Linked DNA regions of Homo sapiens: region 2 is linked to region 1. The links are chromatin loops, found by intact Hi-C in ENCODE. Cell type or tissue: pancreas. All regions are shown on one strand. Each heading gives the region's core, and the rest is flanking DNA. Links, peaks and the distances in the headings are about the cores only.

What was found. Hi-C counts contacts between places; a loop is a spot of excess contacts. Peaks named below come from ENCODE experiments on the same cell type or tissue, not always from the same donor. Only the 100,000 strongest peaks of a DNase experiment are listed, where the experiment ranks them.
Region 2: a loop joins it to region 1, with 2.3 times the contacts of the local background. A loop is called at or near these places in 102 of 110 quality-filtered maps.

What each region holds. Positions count from the first base shown.
Region 1 is chr19:4,802,650-4,814,387 of GRCh38, reverse strand. No RefSeq gene overlaps it. Among named protein-coding and RNA genes, the nearest start is that of FEM1A, 17 kb to the right of the region's middle. RefSeq lists enhancers at 1,161-1,250, 1,401-1,480, 670-1,869 and a silencer at 9,893-10,054. In pancreas, for the core only: CTCF peaks have their summits at 2,551 (motif pointing left) and 4,637 (motif pointing left); DNase peaks (open chromatin) are centred at 2,527 and 4,597; H3K27ac peaks cover 1,350 bases.
Region 2 is chr19:4,845,883-4,857,620 of GRCh38, reverse strand. PLIN3 (perilipin 3) reads left to right here. Exons shown (of 8, transcript NM_005817.5): 5 at 5,320-5,605; 6 at 9,731-9,930. Among named protein-coding and RNA genes, the nearest start is that of PLIN3, 16 kb to the left of the region's middle. RefSeq lists a silencer at 5,775-5,864. In pancreas, for the core only: a CTCF peak has its summit at 5,798 (motif pointing right); DNase peaks (open chromatin) are centred at 5,400 and 5,790.

The DNA.
Region 1 (11,738 bases), core at 2,271-7,270:
TATGTATGTATTTATTTATTTATCAACTGAATAAGACATCCAACTCTTTTTAAAAAATAAATAAATAAATAGGCCAGGCATGGTGGCTCACATCTGTTATCCCAGCACTTTTGGAGGCCAAGGCAGGCGGATCACTTGAGGTCAGGAGTTCGAGACCAGCCTGGCCAACATGATGAAACCCTGTCTCTACTAAAAATAGAAAAACCAGCTGGGCATGGGGCACACACCTGTAGTCTCAGCTACTTGTGAGGCTGAGGCAGGAGAATCGCTTGAACCTGGGAGGCGGAGATTGCAGTGAACTGAGATTGCGCCACTGCACTCCAGCCTGGGCAACAGAGCAAGACTCTGTATCAGTAAATACATACATAAATAAATAAAAATAGGCAGGGCATGGTGGCTCATGCCTGTAATCCCAGCACTTTGGGAGGCCGAGGTGGGTGGATCACCTGAGGACAGGAGTTCGAGACCAGCCTGGCCAACATGGTAAAACCCCGTCTCTACTAAAAATACAAAATTAGCTGGGTGTGGTGGTGGGTGCCTGTAATCCCAGCTACTTGGGAGGCTAAGGCAGGAGAATCGCTTGAACTCGGGAGGTGGAGGTTGCAGTGAGCCGAGATTGCACCACTGCACTCCAGCCTGGGTGACGAGAGTGAAACTCCATCTCCAAAAATAACAATAAAATAATAAAATAAAAATAAATAGGGAGGCACGGTGTTGCAGGCCCGTTGTCCTGGCGTGTAAGGAGGCGAGGCCAGACGTTTGAGATCAGCCTGGGCAACATAGGAAGGCCTCATCTATATAACAAAAAATTAAATACATAAATAAACAAACACATTTTCATCCTCAAAATGACCCCTCAAGGTAGAAGCTTCTATTATGGACCCACCTTACAGATGGGGAAAACCGAGGCCTAAAGAGATTAATTCTGACTCCAAAACTCACACAGATCAGAAACGGGGAATCACAATGGAAGGAGCTGAACTTCCAAGGGAGGAAACAAAGGAGGGTCCTCGAAGGTGAAACTGGACTCACTGAGCTGGGAAGCTGAGGAGCCCCTCCCTCCTGACAACCTGATTTGACTTTGCAGGCTCCTTCCTCCATTGCCAGGCCACATGGAAGCAGGCTGGTGTGAATCACCCAGCAGCCATGCACTACTTGCTATTTTAGTTGTTGACTCAGACTTTGTCAGAGCTCTGGTCCCGGTGGCAGCCGCAGCGGCCCAGAAGTGAAACCTGGGGAGTGGAGTTCTGAGATGAGATTCCAGGGTGCAGTGAGGTTGTTCCCAACAAAGGGTTTCGGACCATCCAGGCCGGAACCAGCTGCAAATACCTGAGCAGGGGCAGTGAACTGGCTATTCCTTCATTTGACCAACGTTCATCCAGCGCCTACTGTGTGCTGGGAGTTGTCCCAGACAGCAGACAGAAGTGATTAGTCATTGGCTGTCATTTCCGTAGGGGAGGAGAGGAAGGAATAGTAAACAAATTATAAAAGAAGAAAGCAAAATAGTTTCAGAAAGTGAAGAGCCTTCGGGCTGGGTGCGGTGGCTCACCCCTGTAATCCCAGCACTTTGGGAGGCTGAGGCGGGCGGATCATGAGGTCAGGAGATCGAGATCATCCTGGCTAACAGGGTGAAACCTCGTCTCTACTAAAAATACAAAAAATTAGCCAGGCGTGGTGGCACGCGCCTGTAATTCCAGATACTTGGGAGGCTGAGGCAGAAGAATCATTTGAACCCAGGAGGTAGAGGTTGCTGTGAGCTGAGATGGGGCTATTGCACTCCAGCCTGGACAACAAGAGCAAAACTCTGTCTCAAAAACAAAAAACAGGCCGGGCGCGGTGGCTCACGCCTGTAATCCCAGCACTTCGGGAGACCGAGGCGGGCGGATCATGAGGTCAGGAGATCGAGACCATCCTGGCTAACACGGTGAAACCCCGTCTCTACTAAAACTACAAAAAATTAGCCGGGCGTGGTGGCGGGCACTTGTAGTCCCAGCTACTCGGGAGGCTGAGGCAGGAGAATGGCGTGAACCCGGGAGGCGGAGCTTGCAGTGAGCCGAGATCGCACCACTGCACTCCAGCCTGGGCGACAGAGCGAGACTCCGTCTCAAAAAAAAAAAAAGAAGTGGTGGTGGGAGTGTCTCAGGAGAAAGAATTTCAGCAGGGGTGGCCGAAGGGGCTCTCTAGGAGGGGGTGTTGGAGTTGAGACCTGGGGGGAAGAAAAGGAGTCAGTCATGGGAAGAGCTGGAGGTGAAAGTGGGAATGACCTTCTAGGCAGAGGGCACAGCCCATGCAAAGGCCCTGGGGGCAGATGGCACCTGGTGTGTTGGAGGAACAGCGAGGAGGCTGGAGCAGAGTGAGCGACGGGCAGAGAGGGAGGAGGGGAGGGCGAAAAGGGGATGGGGCAGGTTAAGCAGGGCCTGGTGGGTCATGGGGAGGTCTTGGGCTTTGACCCCCAGGCGGGTGGGAGCCATGCAGGGCTGTGGGCAGAGGAGGGACAGGACCTGACTCCAGTGCTCACAGGTGCCCTCTGGTGGCCGCTGCAGGGAGGACAGACCTTGGTGGGCCAGGGCTGATGCTGGGGCACCAGGGTGGAGGCGACTGCACTGGTCTGGGTGAGTGATGTTGGCTGGGGCTGGACCAGGTAGAGACAAGAGCAGAGGAGATGTGGGCACATTCAGGGCCTGCCCAGTTCAGAGGACCCTTTCCTGTTCCTTAAAGTGACTGAAAAAGAATTCGGCCCAGGAACCTTCACTTGTCCCAGGTCAGCCAGGCTGGCCTCGGCAGCAGGAACAGCGGGTTCAAGCCCCTGCTTCTCCCTGAGATAGTGTGGCACTTGGGGCAAGACACAGCCTTCCTCTTCCTCTTCTTCTTCTTCTTCCTCCTCCTCCTCTTCCTCTTCTTCTTCCTCTTCCTCCTCCTCTTCCTCTTCCTCTTCTTCTTCTTTCTTCTTCTTTCTTCTTCTTCTATTTTGTGACAGAGTTTCACTCTTCTTGCCCAGGCTGGAGTGCAATGGTGGAATCTCGGCTCACTGCAACCTCCGCCTCCTGGGTTCAAGCAATTCTCCTGCCTCAGCCTCCTGAGTAGCTGGGATGACAGGCACCCACCACCACATCCAGCTAAATTTTTTTTTTTTTTTTTTTTTTTTTTTTTAGTAGAGACAGGGTTTCCTCATGTTGGCCAGGCTGGTCTTGAACTCCTGACCTCAGGTGATCCACCTGCTTCGGCCTCCCAAAGTGCTGGGATTACAGGCGTGAGCCACCGCGCCCGGCCGGCAGCCTTTTTCTGGGCCTCATCTTCCTCATTTGTACCATAGACCTCACGTCTGGAACTCCCATTCCCAGCTGTCTCCACATACCTCCTGTAGATCTGTAAAGCAGGGTCATTTTGAATGCCCTGAGGGTCGGGCACGGTGGCTGACGTCTGTAATCCCAGCAGTTTGGGAGGCCGAAGTGGGAGGATCACATGAAGCCAGGACTTTGAGATCAGCCTGGTCAACACAGTGAGAATCCTGTCTCAATGAAATGAAATGAAATAATGAAATAAAAAGCCAGGCTTGGTGGCACCCACCTGCTGTCCCAGCTACTGGGAGGCTGAAGCAGGAGGATCCCTTGAGCCCAGGAAGTCAAGGCTGCAGTGAGATATCATGGTGTCACTGCACTCCAGCCTGGGTGACAAAGCTGGACCTTGTCTCAAAAAAAAAAAAAAGCTCAGGCTCCTTGGCTCACGCCTGTAATCCCAGCACTTTGGGAGGCCAAGATGGGAGGATCATTTGAGGTCAGGATTTAAAAGACCAGCCTGACCAACATGGTGAAACCCTGTCTGTACTAAAAATACAAAAATTAGCCGAGCGTGGTGATGCGTGCCTTTAATCCCAGCTACTCAGGAGCCTGAGGCAGGAGAATTGCTTGAACCTGGGAGGTGGAGGTTGCAGTGAGCCGAGATCACGCCACCGCACTCCAGCCTGGGCTACGGAGTGAGACTCTGTCTCAAAAAAAAGAAAGAAAGAGGCCGGGCGCAGTGGCTCACACCTGTAATCCCAGCACTTTGGGAGGCCCAGGCAGGCGGATCACGAGGTCAGGAGATCAAGACCATCCTGACCAACATGGTGAAACCCCGTCTCTACCAAAAATACAAAAAAATTAGCCAGGCGTGGTGGCGGGCGCCTGTAGTCCCAGCTACTCAGGAGGCTGAGGCAGGAGAATGGCGTGAACCTGGGAGGCGGAGCTTGCAGTGAGCTGAGATCGCACCACTGCACTCCAGCCTGGATGACAGAGCGAAACTCCATTAAAAAGAAAAGAAAAGAAAAGAAAAGAAATCTATGTTGTCCAGTGCTGGAGACAGACAGTATTAGGCAGTTATGGGGTGATGGGGGCTCTGATGGGGAAGCTGTGGGACCCCAAAGGGGACCCTAGACTGGCCTGGGGAGATTAAAGGAAGTTTCTGAAAGAAGGAAGTAAGCTAAGACCTCAGGCCTTCATTGGAATGAGCCACGGGCGGGGAGAGAGTTCTAGAAGGTGGTACAGCATGGGTGAAGGTCTGGAAGGTCTGGAAGGCAGCTCCAGGCAGGACCAGGTCCCCAGCTCTAGGGGCTCAGCTGCGATTTGCGCTGCCCCAGCGCCCTCTGGTGGCCACCGCCCGCCGGCCCCACGTGGCCACGAAAGCCCAGATTCCCTGGGAGCCTAACAGCCTTGAAGAAAAATAGGAAGAAAAAAAAATAAGAAAATGTCCCATTTATTTCTTTATTTATTTTGAGATGGAGTTTTTGCTCTTGTTGCCCAGGCTGGAGTGCAGTGGCGCGATCTTGGCTCACTGCAACTTCCACCTCCCGGTTTCAAGCGATTCTCCTGCCTCAGTCTCTCAAGTAGCTGGGATTACAGGCATGCACCACCATGCCCAGCTAATGTTGTGTTTTTAGTAGAGACGAGGTTTCTCCATATTGGCCAGGCTGGTCTCGAACTCCTGACCTCAGGTGATCTGCCCGCCTTGGCCTCCCAAAGTGCTGGGATTACAGGCGTGAGCCACCGAGCCCGGCCCAATGTCCCCTCTATTTAAAAACGGTGAAATGTGAATAAATAACAGAGGATTTCTTTCTGGAAGTCAGTATACACACAGCCAGACCGGGCTGGGCAGCTATATGTGCCTGCTTGGAATGATCTCTTTCTGATACATATTTTTTTGAGACCAACTCTTACTCTGTCGCCCAGGCTGGAGTGCAGTGGCCTGATCTCAGCTCATTGCAGCCTTCGCCTCACAGGTTTAAGCAATTCACCTGCCTCAGCTTTCCGAGTAGCTGGGATTACAGGCATGCGCCACCACGGCCAGCTAATTTTTGTATTTTTAGTAGAGATGGGGTTTCACATATGTTGTCCAAGCTGGTCTTGAACTCCTGAGTAGCTGGGATTACAAGCATGCGTCACCATGCCCAGCTAATTTTGTATTTTTAGTGGAGACGGGGTTTATCCATGTTGGTCAGGCTGGTCCTGAACTCTTGACCTTAGGTGATCCACCTGCCTCGGCCTCCCAAAGTGCTGGGATTACAGGCCTGAGCCACTGTGCCCGGCATTTATTATTATTATTGTTTATTTTTTATTTTTTGAGATGGCGTCTCGCCCCGGCACCCAGGCTGGAGTGCAGTGGCGTGATCTCCACCTCCTGGTTCAAGCGATTCTTGTGCCTCAGCCTTCCAAGTAGCTGGGATTACAGGGGCCCGCCACCACACCCAGCTATTTTTTATATTTTTAGTAGGAGACGGGGGTTTTACCATGTTGGCTAGGTTGGTCTCGAACTCCTGACCTCAGGTGATCTGCCCACCTCGGCCTCCCAAAGTGTTGGGATTACAGGCGTGAGCCACTGCGCCTGGTCCTGTTATTTCTTAAGTGGAGACATCAGTGGTTTTTACTGTATTCACTATATTATGCAACTATTGCCACTATCTAATTTCAGAAACTTTCATCACCCCAAAAAGCAGCACTGGAACCATCAGCTGACACTGCCCACTGCCTCCCCCCAGCCCCGGCACCCATGCATCCCCTTCCTGTTTCTGTGGATGAGCCTGTCCTGAACATTTCACAGAAATTGGATCACGTGGCCGGGCGCGGTGTCTCACACCTGTAATCCCAGCACTTTCGGAGGCCAAGGCAGGTGGATCACAAGGTCAGGAAATCGAGACCATCCTGGCTAACACGGTGAAACCCCGTCTCTACTAAAAATATAAAAAAATTAGCCGGGCGTGGTGGCGGGCGCCTGTAATCCCAGCTACTCGGGAGGCTGAGGCAGGAGAATGGCGTGAACCTGGGAGGCAGAGCTTGCAGTGAGCCGAGATCACGCCACTGCACTCCAGCCTGGGCAACAGAGCGAGACTCCATCTCAGAAAAAAAAAAAAAGAAAGAAATTGGATCACACACTGTGTGGCCTTTTGTGTCTGCCTTCTCTCACTGAGCAAAACATGAATATGTTTTCTGATGCCCATCCTATTTTTTGAGACAGGGTCTCATTCTGTTACCCAGCCTGCAGTGCAGTGGCAAGATCATGGTTCACTGTAGCCTTGAACTCCTGGGCTCAAGCGATCCTCCCGCCTCAGCTTCCCAGGTAGCGGGGACTACAGGCAGGCACCACCACACCCGGCTAACTTTTGTATTTTTTTGTAAAGACAAGAATCTCACTATGTTACCCAGGCTGATCTCAAACTCCTGGGTTCAAGCGATCCTACTGCCTTGGCCTCCCAAAGTACTGGGATTACAGGCGTGAGCCACTGCACCCGGCCCTTAGTTTCTTCTAGAAGCATCTGTTGCCCTCCTGGGCTTGGCATGATGCTGAGCCTTTGCCAGGGGTCACCCTGCTGCTCAAGCTAGAGACTGCATGACCCAGACCCTGCGGGCTCCCTCCAGGAACTGAAAGAGGAAGTTTCTGAGGCTGCACAGCCAGGACCCGCTTGGCCCCTCTGGCCATGAAAATAAAGGGCCCTTCTGGAAGGCAGGGGCCAGGGTGCAGCTTCACTTCCTACAGGCTTTGCACCAGAACAGAATTTCCAGAAGTTCCCCCAGGATCCTCTTCCTGTCCTGTCCTTCCTGTGAAACTATTACCATCCACCACCCACCCCAGCCGCATGTCCCAGAAATTGCTCTGCTCAGCCAGGCGCGGTGGCTGACGTCTGTAATCCCAGCACTTTGGGAGGCTGAGGCTGGTGGATGACTTGAGCCCAGGAGTTCGAAACCAGCCTGGCCAACATGGTGAAACCCCGTCTCCACAAAAATTACAACAAATAGCTGAGCGTGGTGGCACACGCCTGTAATCCCAGCTACTTGAGAGGCTGAGGCAGGAGAATCGCTTGAACCCGGGAGGCAGAGGTTGCAGTGAGCCGAGATCTCACCACTGCACTCCAGCCTGGGCGGCAGAACAAGACTCTGTCTGAAAATAAATAAATAAATAAATAAATAATAAAATAAAATTGGCCGGGCACTGTGGCTCACTCCTGTAATCCCAGCTACTAAGGAGGCTGAGGCAGAAGAATCGCTTGAACCTGGGAGGCAGAGGTTGGAGTGAGCCGAGATCTCACCATTACACTGCAGCCTGGGCGACAGAGCGAGATTCTGTCTCAAAAAAATACAATAAAATATAAAATAAAAAGAATAAAAAGAAACTGCTCTGCTCAAGGTCCTTGGTGATCTTGTGTTGTTAAATCCAGGGTCAGTTTTACATCTGCCTTGACCTCTGGCCTTTGTCACTCTGCTCCAGCCATGTGAGCCTTCCCGTTGTTCCTATAACATGTTGGGTGCGGTCCTGCCTCAGGGCCTTTGCACAGGCTGTGACTTCAGCCTGGAATGCCCTTCCCCCAGGTACCTACATGGCTCCCTCATCACTTGCTTCAGATCTTTGCTCAAACATCACCGTCTGGCTGAGCTGGTGGTGGGCACCTGTTGTCCCAGCTGCTCCAGAGGCTGAGGTGGGAGGGTCGTTTGAGCCCAGGAGTTCGAGGCTGCAGTGAGCTATGATCAATCACGCCACTGCACTCCAGCCTGGGCGACAGAGCGGGATGCTGTCTCTTGATTCCCTGTGGTATCAAAGGCCTCACCCTCTCCATGCGTGCTCCTCATTTAAAATTCATTCAAGGCTGGACATGGTGGCTCACGTCTGTCATCCCAGCACTTTGGGAAACCGAGGCAGGGGGATGCCTTGAGGTCAGGAGTTCAAGACCAACCTGGCCAACATGGTGAAACTCCATCTCTAACAAAAATACAAAAAATTAGCTGGGCCTGGTGGTACCTGTAAAAAAAAAAAATTAAAAAATTAAATAAAATTGGCCGGGCACTGTGGCTCACGCCTGTAATCCCAGCTACTCAGGAGGCTGAGGCAGGAGGATTGCTTGAACCTGGGAGGCAGAGGTTGCAGTGAGCCGAGATCATACCACCGCATTCCAGCCTGGGTGACAGAGCAAGACCCTGTCTCAAAAAAATAAAAATTAATATAATATAATATAATATAATATAATATAATATAATATAATTCATTCAAAACAGAACCCACCAGATCCCCTGAATAGGCTTCATCTTTCCACAGCACTTTGGAGTTTGAGACAAATACAATCAACTTATTCATGGCCCACATGTCTATGGTCTGCCTGTCCGTGGGCTTTATTGTGGGATCCCAAGGTATGGTCTATAGCAGATGCTCAATAAATGTTTGAATTTGAATTGATCCCCAAGTCTTTTTTTTTTTTTTTTTTTTTTGAGATGGAGTTTCACTCTTGTTGCCCAGGCTGGAGTGTAGTGGTGCTATCTCGGCTCACTGCAACCTCTGCCTCCCGGGTTCAAGTGATTCTCCTGCCTCAGCCTCCCAAGTAGCTGGGATTACAGGCACACGCCACCATGCCCAGCTAATTTTGTATTTTTAGTAGAGACAGTGTTTCACTGTGTTGGTCAGGCTGGTCTCGAGCTCCTGACCTCAAATGATCTACCCGCCTCGGCCTCCCAAAGTGCTGGGATGACAGGTGTGAGCCACCACACCCGGTGGATGCCCAAGTCTTTTTAAAAATTAATTAATTAATTAATTAATTTATTTATTTATTTATTTTTGAAACAAGGTCCCACTCTGTCACCCAGGCTGGAATGCAGTGGTCTGATCACAGCTCACTGCAGCCTCAACACTTCCAGGCCAAGCAATCCTCCCACCTCAGCCTCCTGCGTAGCTGGGACCACAGGTGCACACCATCACACCCAGGTAATTTTTGTAAAGATGGGGTTTTGCTGTGTTGCCCAGGCTGGTTTCAAACTCCTGGGTTCAAGTAATCTGTCCAGCTCAGCCTCAGGCTCGCAAAGTGCTGGGATTACAAACATGCACCACCATGCCCAGCTGCTTTTTTTTTTTTTTTGAGACAGGGTCTCACTGTTGCTCAGGCTGAAGTGCAGTGGTGCGATCACAGCTCACTGCGGCCTGGACCTCCCAGGCTCAAGCAATCCTCCCATCTCAGCCTCCTGAGTAACTGGGATTACAGGCATGTGCCACCACACGCAGCTAATTTTTTTGTATTTTCAGTAGAGACGGTATTTCACCATGTTGGCTAGGCTGGTCTCGAACTCCTGACCTCAAATGATTCACCTGCCTCATCTTCCCAAAGTGCTGGGAATACAGGCGTGAGCCACTGTGCCCGGCCCTACATTTTTTGTAGAGATGGAGTTTCACCATGTTGCCCAGGCTGGTCTCGAACTCCTGGGCTCAAGCAATCCTCCCGCCTTGGCCTTCCAGTGTTGGGACTGCAGGCATGAGCCTCTGCGCCTGGCCTCAAGTCAGTTTTTCCGTTTCTCGATTCCACGTTCGCTTCCTGCTAGCCGGTGTATTTTGTTCATTCCCCCCATTATCCGTTCATTCCCTCGTTGAGCAGTGTGTATTGAGCATCTACTGTATGCCTGGGATGGCTTCAGATCGAGTGAACGCTGTTTTCTGGGACGGATCCCGTTGCTGCCCTCATAGGGCTCACAGCTCCAAGGGGAGGCAGACACAGGAATGGGTGGTCTCGTGTGGGCTTGCCCTGGGTGTGATGGGGATGCAGAAGTAATAGGGGGTGGGGACCCGGGGACAGGGACCTGAACCCACCAGTAGTGCTCAGAGCTCTCTGCAGCCCCCAGGAAGGAAAGGGCACTCCAGGTGGAGGGCATGGCACAGGTAACAACCCTGAGGGGTAGGAGGGAGCGTGGACCCTCCGAGGGACCGAGGGGAGCCAGTGTGGCCCACCGTGGTGCAGGCCTTGTGTCCCCCAAGCCTGGAGGCAGGGGGCGCATGAACTATCTGTGGGGACCCAGAAGGTGCCGCAATGAGCCAACAGTGTCACCAGAGGGCACCATCGGACAGCGGTTCCAGCCTCTCCCGACCCCGGCTGAGGAGGGGACGGTCCCTCTTTCCCGGGCCTGCTCCAAAGAGAGAGCCCAAAGGGGGCTCCCTGAAAAGTGCCCAGTCCCCAGCCATGCCAACAGCCCCCTCGTCCCTCTGTAAATTGCAATAATAGGCCTGGTGCGGTGGCTCACGCCTGTAATCCCAGCAGTTTGGGAGGTCGAGGTGGGTGGATCACCTGAGGTCAGGAGTTCAAGACCAGCCTGGCCAACATGGTGAAACCCCATCTCAACTAAAAATACAAAAATTAGCCAGGCGTGGTGGCAGGCACCTGTAGTCCCAGCTATTCGGGAGGCTGAGGCAGGAGAATCACTTGAACCCGGGAGGTGGAGATTGCAGTGAGCCGAGATGTCACCACTGCACTCCAGCCTGGGTGACAGAGCAAGACTCCACCTCAAAAATAAATAAATAGGCCGGACATGGTGGCTCACGCCTGTAATTCCAGCACTTTGGGAGGCCGAGGCGGGCGGATCATGAGGTCAGGAGATCCAGACCACCCTGACTAACACGGTGAAAACCCGTCTCTACTAAAAACACAAAAAATCAGCCAGGTGTGGTGGCGGGTGCCTGTAGTCCCAGTTACTCGGGAGGCTGAGGCAGGAGAATGACTTGAACCCAGGAGGCAGAGGTTGCAGTGAGCTGAGATCGCGCCACTGCACTCCAGCCTGGGCAACAGAGCGAGACTCCGTCTCAAAAAATAAAAATAAAAATAAAAATAAATAAATAGATAAATAATACATTGCAACAATAATGACAGCCAAATACCTATCCCCATCGGCAGGTCACCAGGGCTTTCTTTGCCCCATTGTGCAGATGGAGAAACTGAGGCACAGAGAGGTAGTGTCGCTTTGCAAAGTCACACAATGAGACTGCAAGGCCGGGACTAGGATGAGCCAGAAAGGCCCCTCAGAGACAAATTAAAGCCAGAGTTAATCGTCAGGGGTGCGCAGGTGTGGGATCTTTGGAAATCACTGTCTAATGTTGTTTCCAGCCCAATTGGAGCCCAGAGGGGGCAGATGCCAGCCTGAGGCCACACAGCAGGCTCTTCTCCAGTCCCCTCCCCCAAGAGTGTCTCGCTGCAGCCCTGGGGTTTGCCTGGGCTCACAAATGCCATCCCCAAGTGCCCCTGGGCGGGGATCTTTTATTTTTAACCTGTTCACTGGCTGTGGCCTTATTATAGCCCTGGGAGGCTGCCACGGTTTCCAGTTTCCAAGGGAAGCTGCAAAACTTTTTATCTTCCCAGGAAAAGGAGTGTCTGGGCGCAGTGGCTCTTTCCTGTAATCCCCATATTTCGGGAGGCTGAGGTGGATCGCTTAAGCCCAGGAGTTTGGGACCAGCCTGGCCAACACAGTGAG
Region 2 (11,738 bases), core at 2,941-7,940, 43 kb before region 1:
TGGCTTGTAGCAAATGTTGGCTCTTAACATTAAAAAAAAAAATTTTTTTTTTGAGACAGGTTCTCACTCTGTCACCCAGGGTGGGGTGCAGTAGTGTGATCATGGCTCAACTGCAGCCTTGAACTCCTGGGCTCAAGTGATCCTCCCATCTCAGCTTCCCAAGTAGCTGGGACCACAGGCATGCACCACCATGCCTGGCTATTTTTAATTTTTTGTAGAGACGAGTTTTCACCATGTTGCCCAGGCTGTTCTCAGACTCCTGGGCTCAACAGATCCTCCTGCCTCAGCCTCCTGAGTAGCTGGGACTAGGTGCATCCACCACGCCTGGCTAATTTTTGTACTTTTTGTCAAGACGGAGTCTCGCCATATTGCCCAGGCCGGTCTCCAACTCTTGGGCTCAAGCAATCCTCCTGCCTCAGCCCCACAAAGTGCTAGAATTATAGGAGTGTGCCACTGTGCCCTACCTCAGTTTCCCTTAATCACCGCTTTTTAAAGACCCTGTCTCTAAATACAGCCACATTCTTACCCCTGGGGATCAGGACTTCAACATAAGAATTTGGGGTTGAGGGGGCCATAATTCAACCTATAACAGCCTGGGATGAAAAAATGAGGCACAGACCAGGCGTGGTGGCTCACGCCTTACTCCCAGCACTTTGGGAGGCCGAAGCGTGCAGATCACTTGAGATCAGGAGTACGAGACCAGCCTGGCCAACATGGTGAAACCCTGTGTCTACTAAAAATTCAAAAATCAGCCAGGCGTGATGGTGAGTTCCTATAATCTCAGCTACTCGGGAGGCTGAGGCACGAGTATCACTTGAACCTGGGAGGCAAGAGGTTGCAGTGAGCCGAGATCGTGCCACCACGCTCCAGCCTGGGCAACAGAGCAAGGCTCTGTCTCAAAAAAAAAAAAAAAAACACCCTCCTTCAGATAAGTGTGAGGCTTAATCGGTTATTGTTTGTCTCCCCAGCTGGGACCAGGGCACAGGCTGCCTGCTTTGTGGCTGTGTCCAGTGCCCAGCAGGCAGCCTGGCACAGGGTAGATGCTTATTTTTTTAGTTTTTTGAGACAGAGTGTTGCTCTTGTTGCCCAGGCTGGAGTGCAATGGTGCGATCTCGGCTCACTGCAACCTCCGCCTCTCGGGCTCAAGCGATTCTCCTGCCTCAGCCTCCCGAGTAGCTGGGATTACAGGCATGCACCACCATGCCTGGGTAATTTTATCTTTTTAGTAGAGATGGGGTTTCTCCATGTTGGTCAGGCTGGTCTCGAACTCCCAACCTCAGGTGATCTGCCTGCCTCGGCCTCCCAAAGTGCTGGGATTACAGGTGTGAGCCACCGCGCCCTGCAGATAGATGCTTATTAAGTATTCAGGTGCTCCATGTCCGCTTCAGCCCAGTGGTTACAGAAGGGCCACCCTCGGGTACCACCTGCTTGTGTCTGGGTCTGTAGCATCAGAAATAGGTGATCCCTGGGTTGGAGGCAGGACAAGCCAGCCGCATCCCAGCATCCTTGGACTTTCCCTGAGACCACCTGCAGGGACAGGCAGCTTATTCATCCACTTGCTATTGAGTGCCTACTGTATGCCGGGGAGCTGTGCTGTCCCATCATGGTTAGACTTCCTCACCTCCCATTTATGCAGAAATGGCCTTAGCTGGGAAACAGCAGAGCGGTTGTCAACTTGCATTTTTTTTTTTTTTTTGAGACAAGGTCTTGCTCTGTAGCCCAAGCTAGAGTGCAGTGGCGTGATCTTGGCTCACTACAGCCTTGACCTCCTAGACTTAGGCAATCCTCCCAGCTCTCAGCCTCCTGAGAAGCTGGGACTACAGGTGTGCACCACCACACCTGACTAATTTTTTAATTTTTTGTAGGAATGGGGTCTTGCTATATTGCCCAGGCTGGTCTCAAACTCCCAGGCTAGCCAGGCACGGTGGCTCACGCCTGTAATCCCAGCACTTTGGGAGGCCGAGGCGGGCGGATCACGAGATCAGAACAACAGAGCGAGACTCCATCTCAGAAACAAAACAAAAAACAAACTCCTGGGCTCAAGCAATCCTCCTGCCTGCCTTGGCTTCCCAAAGTGCTGGGATTATAGTTGTGAGCCACTATGCCCAGCCATGCCTACACCTTATCAGCAAAGGCCAATAGTGGGCTTGGCTGAGGGGGGATGGAAACTGCTGAGCTTACAGGAAGATGGGAAACGTCAACCAGGAGCCCCCGTCTCAGGGCCAAGCCCTTGCTTCCCTTTCTCTCCCACTGATAGCGTAGGAGGCCAACAGTCTTTCTGTTTATAGAAGGGATAAGCTCAGGGTGAATTCTTCAAGGTCACTGAACAGAGCAGCAGCTGGGAGCTTTTTTTTTTTTTTTTTTTTTTTTTCAGATGGAGTCTCGTTCTGTTGCCCAGGCTGGAATGCAGTGGCGTGATCTCAGCCCACTGCAACCTCTGCCTCCTGGGTTCAAGTGATCCTCCTGCCTCAGCCTCCCAAGTAGCTGGGATTATAGGCGCCCATCACTACGCCCAGCAAATTTTTGTATTTTTAGTAGAGATGGGGTTTCACCATGTTGGCCAGGCTGGTCTCGAACTCCTGACCTCAGGTGATCCAGCTGCCTTGGCCTCCCAAAGTGCTGGGATTATAGGCGTGAGTCACCGTGCCCGGCCAATTTTTGTATTTTTTGTAGAGGTGAGGTCTTACTATGTTGCCCAGGCTGTTCTCACACTTCTGGGCCCAAGCGATCCTCCCACCTCAGCCTCCCAAAGTGCCGGGATGACAGGTGTGAGCCACCGTGCCTGGCCTGCTGTGAGCTCTTGACTTTTTGAGAGGTGCAATGCTCTCTCAATTCTGGGCCCTATGAGTTTTTTCCCCCTTTGTGAAGAGGTAACTTTCCCCAGGTTCTGGGGGACGGTGGTGTTGTCAGAGCTAGATTTTAATCCGGGCCAGTGTGAGAACGTGCGTGTTCACTGAGTAGTGGGGCTGTTAGAACCTGACTCTCATCGGGGGCGTTGGCTCATGCTGGCTCACACAGTGAAACCCCGTCTCTACTAAAAATACAAAAAATTAGCCGGCCGTGGCAGTGCACGCCTGTAGTCCCAGCTGCTGGGGAGGCTGAGGCAGGAGAACCGCTTGAACCTGGGAGGTGGAGGTTGCGGTGAGCCGAGATAGTGCCACTGCACTCCAGCCTGGGTGACAAGAGCAAAAACTCTGTAAAAAAAAACAAAAACAAAAACAAAAAACTTGACTCTCACACCCTCTTCCCCCACAAAAAGATGAACTCTCATGAGTACAAGAGGACTGAGTCTTCAGGGAAGCACCAACTTGGGTAGGAATGGGGCAGGTGTGGTTTTCAACTTTGCGGAGAGCCCTCTGCATAGAGATCTGTCTAAAGACTTAGCTTCAGCTGGACACAGTGGCTCATGTCGGTCATCCCAGCACTTTGGGAGGCCAAAGCAGGAGGACTGCTTGAGGCCAGGAGTTCGAAACCAGCCTGGGCAACATGGAGAGTCCTTGTCTCTACAAAAAATAAAAAAATAAGCCGGGTGTGGTGGTGCGTACCTGTAGTCTCAGCTACTTGGGAGGCTGAGGTGGGAGGATCGCTGGAGCCGAAGAGGTCAAGGCTTGAGTAAGCTATGATTGCACCACTGCACTCCAGCCTGAGTGACACAGTGAGACCCTGTCTCAAAAGAAAAAAAAAAAAAAGACTTAGATTCGAGAACAGCAGGTATTGACAGATGAGCGCTCACCATGTGCTGGGTGGGGCGTAGTCAAAGGATTCCATGCAAAGCTTTTTTTTGTTTGTTTGTTTTTGTTTTTTTTTGGAGACAGAGTCTCTCTCTGTCACCCAGGGTGGAGTGCAGTGGTGCAGTCTCGGCTCACTGCAAACTCCACCTCCCGGGTTCAAGGGATTCTCCCGCCTCAGCCTCTTGAGTAGTAAGGATTACAGACATGCACCACTGCACCCGGCTAATTTTTTGTATTTTTTGTCTCTACAAAAAATAAAAAATAAGGCTGGGCGCAGTGGCTCATGCTTGTAATCCCAGCACTTTGGGAGGCCCAGGCAAGTGGATCCCCTGATGTCAGGAGTTCAAGACCAGCCTGGCCAACATGGTGAAACCCGTCTCTACTAAAAATACAAAAATCGGCTCGGCATGGTGGCATGTGCTTGTAATCCCAGCTACTTGGGAGGCTGAGGCAGGAGAATCACCTGAACCCACGTGGCAGAGGTTGCAGTGAATCGAGATTGCACCATTGCACTCTAGCCTGGGCAACAAGAGTGAAACTCCGCCTCAAAAAAATTAATAAATAAATAAAAATAAAAGATAAAAAATAGCCACGAGTGGTGGTACGTGCCTGTGGTCACAGCTACTCGCTGGGGAAGCTGAGGTGGGAGGCTCACTTGAGCCCAGGAGGTGGAGTTTGTAGTGAGCCGAGATTGTGCCACCGCACTCCACCTGGGTGACAGAGGGAGACTCCATCTCAAAAGAAAAAAAATTAAATTGAAAAAAAAAAACAAAAAACAGGCAGAGTGCAGTGGCTCATGCCTGTAATCCTAGCACTTTGGGAGGCTGAGGTGGGCGGATCACTAGGTCAGGAGTTTGAGACCAGCCTGACCAACATGGTGAAACCCCATCTCTACTAAAAATACAAAATTAGCCTGGCGTGGTGGCGCATGCCTGTAATCCCAGCTACTCGGGAGGCTGAGGCAGGAGAATCGCTTGAACCCAGGAGGCGGAGGTTACAGTGAGCCGAGATCACACAATTGCACTCCAGCCTGGGCAACGAGAGTGAAACTCCATCTCAACAACAGCAACAACAAAAAACAATTAGCCAGGCATGGTGGCGGGCACCTGTAATCCCAGCTGCTTCGGAGGCTGAGGCAGGAGAACTGCTTGAACCCGGGAGACAGAGGTTGCAGTGATCTGAGATGGTGTCACTGCACTCCAGCCTGGGCAAGAGAGCAAGACCCTGTCTCCAAAAAAAAAAAAGAAAGAAAGAAATGAGGTACAGGGAGGTAGAGTGACTTTCCTGAAGCCACACAGCTGAGAAGTAGCTAGCTAGGAACGGAGCCTAGGTAGTCTGGCTGCAGAGTATGAGGTCATGCCCACAACTCCAGACTCAGGGTCACCTGGGGGATGGCGCTCCCTGCCTCAGTCTCCCTGGAAGTTGGGGTGCAGGGGAGGGGTGCCCACATACAGAGGGAAGACGGAGATGCTGGGGTCACCCGGGGGATGGCGCTCCCCGCCTCGGTCTCCCTGGAAGTTGGGGTGCAGGGGAGGGGTGCCCAGATATGGAGGGAAGGCAGAGATGCTGATGCTGTTGCATCTCCTAGGTCCTGGCGGACACCAAGGAGCTTGTGTCGTCTAAGGTGTCGGGGGCCCAAGAGATGGTGTCTAGCGCCAAGGACACGGTGGCCACCCAATTGTCGGAGGCGGTGGACGCGACCCGCGGTGCTGTGCAGAGCGGCGTGGACAAGACAAAGTCCGTAGTGACCGGCGGCGTCCAATCGGTCATGGGCTCCCGCTTGGGCCAGATGGTGTTGAGTGGGGTCGACACGGTGCTGGGGAAGTCGGAGGAGTGGGCGGACAACCACCTGCCCCTTACGGATGCCGAACTGGGTAAGTGTGGCCAGCGGGCTGCTCTGGGACCCCTCCCCAGGCCCCCTGACCGGAAGCCGCTGTCGGCCTCCTGGGGTCTGTGCCGACACTCACTGCCGCCTCGTCCCTGCCACTTCTCCCGGGCATCTTGGAATCTCATCACTAACGCAGTCCCCTCTGTCCTGCTCACCAGCTCCCGCCCTCATCCACCACAGTCTCCTCCCCACAGCAGCCACCAGAGGGCGCCTGTGACCACCTGAGTCAGAACCCGTCCCTCTGCCCACAGCCCTCCATGGACCCCACCTCCCCTGGGGTCAAAGCCCAAGTCCTCGTCACAGCCCACAAGGTCCTGCACAACCTCCCCTGTCCTCTCCCCGCCCTCCTCCTCTTCCCCCTTCGCCACTCCGCTCCTGCATAAATACGTGACTAAACTTGAGATCTCACTGAACTGTGACAACAATGCTGGTGTTCCCGCCAGGCCAGACATCCCACTCCAGTCATCTCGGTCACATATTCGCACTCCCTGCACTGTTTATTTGATATTCTTCTTTAATTAATTTATTTATTTATTTAGAGACAGAGTCTCGCCCTGTCACCTAGGCTGGAGTGCAATGGCGTGATCTCAGCTCACTGCAACCTCTGCCTCCTGGGTTCAAGCGAGTCTCCTGCCTCATCCTCCTGAGTAGCTGGGATTACAGGCACCTGCCACCACACAGCTAATTTTTTGTATTTTTAGTAGAAACGGGGTTTCACTATGTTGGCCAGGCTGGTCTCGAACTCCTGACCTTGTGATCTGCCCACCTCGGCCTCCCCAAGTACTGGGATTACAGGTGTGAGCCACCATGCCCGGCCCTTTTTTATTTATTTGTTTTAGAGATAGAGTCTCACTCTCTTGCCCAGGCTGAAGTGCAGTGGTGCGATCATAGCTCAATGCAGCCTCCAACTCCTGGGTTGAGGCGAGCCTCCCATCTCAGCCTCCGAGTAGCTGGGACTACAAGCACACACCATCACGCCCAACTAATTTTTCTTTATTTAATTTTTGGTAAAGACGGGGTCTCCCTCTGTCATCCCAGCTGATCCAGAACTCCTTGGCTGGAGTGATCCTACTGCTTTAGCCCCCCAAAGTGCGGGGATTGGGATTTTTGCAAATAAGTAGCTTAGGATATAGGCAGGGCGCGGTGGCTCAGCCTGTAATCCCAGCACTTTGGTGGGCCGAGGTGGGCAGATCACCTGAAGTCAAGAGTTTGAGACAAGCCTGGCCAACATGGTGAAACCCGGTCTCTACTAAAAATACAAAAATTAGGCCGGGCACGGTGGGTCACGCCTGTAATCCCAGCACTTTGGGAGGCCAAGGCCGGGCGGATCACAGGTTCAGGAGATCGAGACCATCCTGGCTAACACAGTGAAACCCCATCTCTACTAAAAAAAAAAAAAAAAAAAAAAAAAAAATTAGCCGGGCGTGGTGGCGGGTGCCTGTAGTCCCAGCTACTCGGGAGACTGAGGCAGGAGAATGGCATGAACCTGGGAGGCGGAGCTTGCAGTGAGCCGAGATCATGCCACTCCACTCCAGCCTGGGCAATAGAGCTAGACGCCGTCTCAAAAAAATAATAATAATAAAATAAACATTAGCCAGGTGCGGTGGCAGGCGTCTGTAATCCCAGCTACTTGGGAGGCAGAGGTTGCAGTGAGCCAAGATTGGGCCGCTGCACTCCAGCCTGGGCGACAGAGTGAGACTCCATCTCAAAAAAAAAAAAGCATGGGTACAGTAGGAGCAGGATTAAATAAATACATGCAGCTGGGCGCAGTGGCTCATGGCTGTAATCCCAGTACTTTGGGAGGCTGAGGCGGGTGGAGGTTGAGGTCGGGAGTTCGAGACAAGCCTGACCAACATAAAGAAACCCTATCTCTACTAAAAATACAAAATTAGCCAGGCATGGTGGCGCATCCCTGTAATCCCAGCTAACTCGGGAGGCTGAGGCAAGAGAATGGCTTGAATCTGGGAGGCAGAGCTTGTGGTGAGCCAAGACTGCGCCATTGCACTCCAGCCCAGGCAACAAGAGTGAAACTCCATCTCAAAAAAAATAAAGGCCAGGTGTGGTGACTCATGCCTGTAATCCCAGCACTTTCGGAGGCTGAGGCAGCTGGATCACATGGTCAGGAGTTTGAGACCAGCCTGGCCAACATGGTGAAACCCCATCTCTACTAAAAATACAAAAATTAGCCAAGCATGGTGGCACATTCCTGTAATCCCAGCTACTCAGGAGGCTAAGGCAGGAGAATCACTTGAACCCGGGAGGCGGAGGTTGCAGTGAGCCGAGATCATGCCATTGCACTCCAGCCTGGGCAACAGAGTGAGACTCTGTCTCAAAAAAATAAATAAATAAATAAATAAGTAAATAAATACATGCATATACACATATGAACCTACGAACATGGGATGAGGCCAGGCGTGGTGGCTCACACCTGTCATCCCAGCACTTTGGTGGGAGGATTAGTTAAGCCCAGTAGTTCCAGACCAGCCTGGACAACATAGACCCCATCTCTACAAAAAATTTAAAAATTAGCTGGGTGTGCTAGTGCACGCCTGTAGTCCCAGTTGCTATTTGGGAGCTGAGACAGGAGGATCACTTGAGCCTGGGAGTTCAAGGCTACAGTGAGCTATGATTGCACCGCTGCACTCCAGCCTGGGCAACAGAGCGAGACTGTACTTCAAAATATAAAAACCGACAAAACAAACAGATCTAAACATAGAAAAGGTACAGGAAGCCAGGTGCAATGGCTCACACCTGTAAACCTAGCACTTTGGGAGTCTGAGGCGAGCAGATTGCTTGAGTCCAGGATTTCAAGACCAGCCTGGGCAACATAGTGAGACCCCATTCCTACAAAAAGTACAAAAATTAGCCAGGTGTCTTGCCGTAGTCCCAGCTTTATGTAGTCCCAGCTACTCGGGAGGCCAAGGTTGAAGGATAGCTTGAAGCTGGGAGGTTGAGCCTGCAGTAAGCTGAGGTCGTGCCACTGTACTCCAGCCTGGGCAACAGACCGAGACCCTGTCTAAAAAAAAGAAGAAAAAGTACAGGAAAAATACGGTATATATGGTATTATAATCTTATGGGACCACTGTAGTATATGCAGTCCATTGTTGGCTGAAATGTCATTATTCTCTTTTTTTTTTGAGACGGAGTCTCACTCTCACCCAGGCTGGAGTGCAGTGGTGTGATCTTGGCTCACTGCAGCCTCCACCTCCCGGGTTCAAGCGATTCTCCTGCCTCAGCCTCCTAAGTAGCTGAGATTACAGGCTAGTGCCATCACGCCTGGCTAATTTTTGTATTTTTAGTAGAGATGGGGTAGTGCCATGTTGGCCAGGCTAGTCTTGAACTCCTGACCTCAAGTGATCTGCCCGCCTTGGCCTCCCAAAGGGCTGGCATTACTGGCATGAGCCACTGCACCCGGCCTACGGTATTATAATCTTATGGGACCTCTGTAGTATATGTGATGTATTGCTGGCTGGAATGCTGTTATTCTCTGCAGGACTGCATAATGAACATTCAGGCCTATATTCACAGGTTGTCCAAGGCAGGTCTGGCCTGCAGGCCATAGCTTGAGACCCTCCTGCTAGTCTAAGGTCTCTGATTCCTGTGAGGTTTAATTTTCCTTATCCCCGTTTTGCAGATAGGGAAAACCAAGGCAGAATCCTTTGCTCCCAGGCCTTCGAGGTTTATAAGAAGTAGAACTGGGTTATAAACTGGACAGCATGGCCAGGTGTGGTGGCTCACGCCTATAATCACAGCACTTTTGGAGGCCAGTTCGGATGAATCACTGGAGATCAGGAGTTCGAGACCAGCCTGGCCAACATGGTGAAACCCCGTCTCTACTAAAAATACAAAAATTAGCTGGGCATGGTGGCGGGCGCCTGTAATCTCAGTTACTCGGGAGGCTGAGGCAGGATAATCACTTGAACCCGGGAGGCAGAGGTTGCAGTGAGCCGAGATGACACCACTGCACTCCAACCTGGGCGACAGAGCGAGACTCCATCTCTAAATAAATAAATAAATAAACTGGACAGTGTGATTCTTGGGACTGTCTGCATGGGACGAGCCCAGCTGTGTGTTCTGGTCTTCACAGAGACCCTTCTCCTTTTCCTTGCAGCCCGCATCGCCACATCCCTGGATGGCTTTGACGTCGCGTCCGTGCAGCAGCAGCGGCAGGAACAGAGCTACTTCGTACGTCTGGGCTCCCTGTCGGAGAGGCTGCGGCAGCACGCCTATGAGCACTCGCTGGGCAAGCTTCGAGCCACCAAGCAGAGGGCACAGGAGGCTCTGCTGCAGCTGTCGCAGGTCCTAAGCCTGGTGAGGTTCCAGGGGGTCGGGGCCCTGAGCCAGCAGCCTTCACCCCGCAGCAGACACCCACCCAGAGCTCAGTGGCTTATTGCTCACCCCTCTGCAGGCTGGCAGGGCCATTCCCGCTTGCTCCTGGCACTGTATCTGGTTGTACACTCATTTGCTCAGGATGCTGCCACAAACCACACTGTCTGGGGCCGGGCACAGTGGCTCACACCTCTTTGTGTGAGTCCCTCAAGTGCTTTGGGAGCCCAAGGCAGGAGGATCGCATGAGTCCAGGGGTTTGAGACCCACCTGGGCAATATAGCAAGACCCCATCTCTACAAAAAATAATTTAAAACAATTAGCTGGCTGTGGTGGTGCGTGCCTGTAATCTCAGCTACTTGGGAGGCTGAGGTGGGACGATTGCTTGAGCCCAGGAGTTGGAGGCTGCAGTGAGCTATGATTGTGCCACTGCACTGCAGCCTAGTCAACAGAGCAAGACCCCATCTCAAAAAAAAAAAAAAAATCGTGGCCAGGTGCGGTGGCTCATGCCTGTAATCCCAGCACTTTGGGAGGCTGAGGCGGGTGGATCACGAGGTCAGGAGTTCAAGACCAGCCTGGCCAACATGGTGAAACCCCATCTCTACTAAAAATACAAAAATTAGCCAGGTACAATGGCAGGCACCTGTAATCCCAGCTACTCAGGAGGCTGAGGCAGGAGAATCGCTTGAACCCGGGCGGCAGAGATTGCAGTGAGCCGAGATCATGCTACTGCTCTCCAGCCTGGGTGACAAGAGTGAGACTCCATCTCAAAAAAAAAAAAAAAAAATTCGTACTGTCTGGGAAATGTAAACAACAGATATTTATTTTCTCACATTTCTGGAGGCTGGAAGTCCAAGATCAGAGTGTCCTTCTGGGGCCTCTCTCCTTGACTCGTAGACAGCCATCTTCTCTCTGTGTATTCACGTGGTCGTCCCTTCCCTCTGTGTATGTCTGTGTCCTAATCTCTTTTTTTTCTTTGAACGGAGTCTCGCTCTGTTGCCCAGGCGGGAGTGTAGTGGTGCAATCTCAGATCACTGCAACCTCCACTTCCCGGGTTCAAGTGATTCTTGGGCCTCCACGTCCCGAGTAGCTGGGATCACAGGCACTTGCCACCATGCCTGGCTAATTTTTGTATTTTTAGTAGAGATGGGGTTTCACTATGTTGGCCGGGCTGGTCTCAAACTCCTGACCTCAAGTGATCCACCCACCTCAGCCTCCCAAAGTGCTGGGATTACAGACACGAGCCACCACGCACAGCTCTAATCTCCTTATTGAAGGAGACCAGCCCTTTATGGATTGGAGCCCACCCTAATGGATAGCTTCATTTACCTTTATGACGATTTTTTTTTTTTTTTTTCCAGAGACAGGGGCTCACTCTGTTGCCCAGGCTGGAGTGGATGATCATGGCTCACTGCAGCCTCTTAGGTGCACCCATCTTGGAGCATATGTCTGCCATCATTCCTCTTTATTTATTTTTCTTTTCTTTTTGTGGCGCGATCTCAGCTCACTGCAAGCTCCGCCTCCTGGGTTCATGCCATTCTCCTGCCTCAGCCTTCTGGTAGCTGGGACTACAGGCGCCGGCCACCATGCCTGGCTAATTTTCTTTTCTATTTTTAGTAGAGATGGGGTTTCACAGTGTTAGCCAGGATGGTCTTGATCTCCTGACCTCTTGATCCGCCCGCCTCGGCCTCCCAAAGTGCTGGAATTACAGGCGTGAGCCACCGCGCCCGGCCTTTTTTTTTTTTTTTTTGAGACGGAGTCTCGCTCTGTCACCCAGGCTGGAGTGCAGTGGC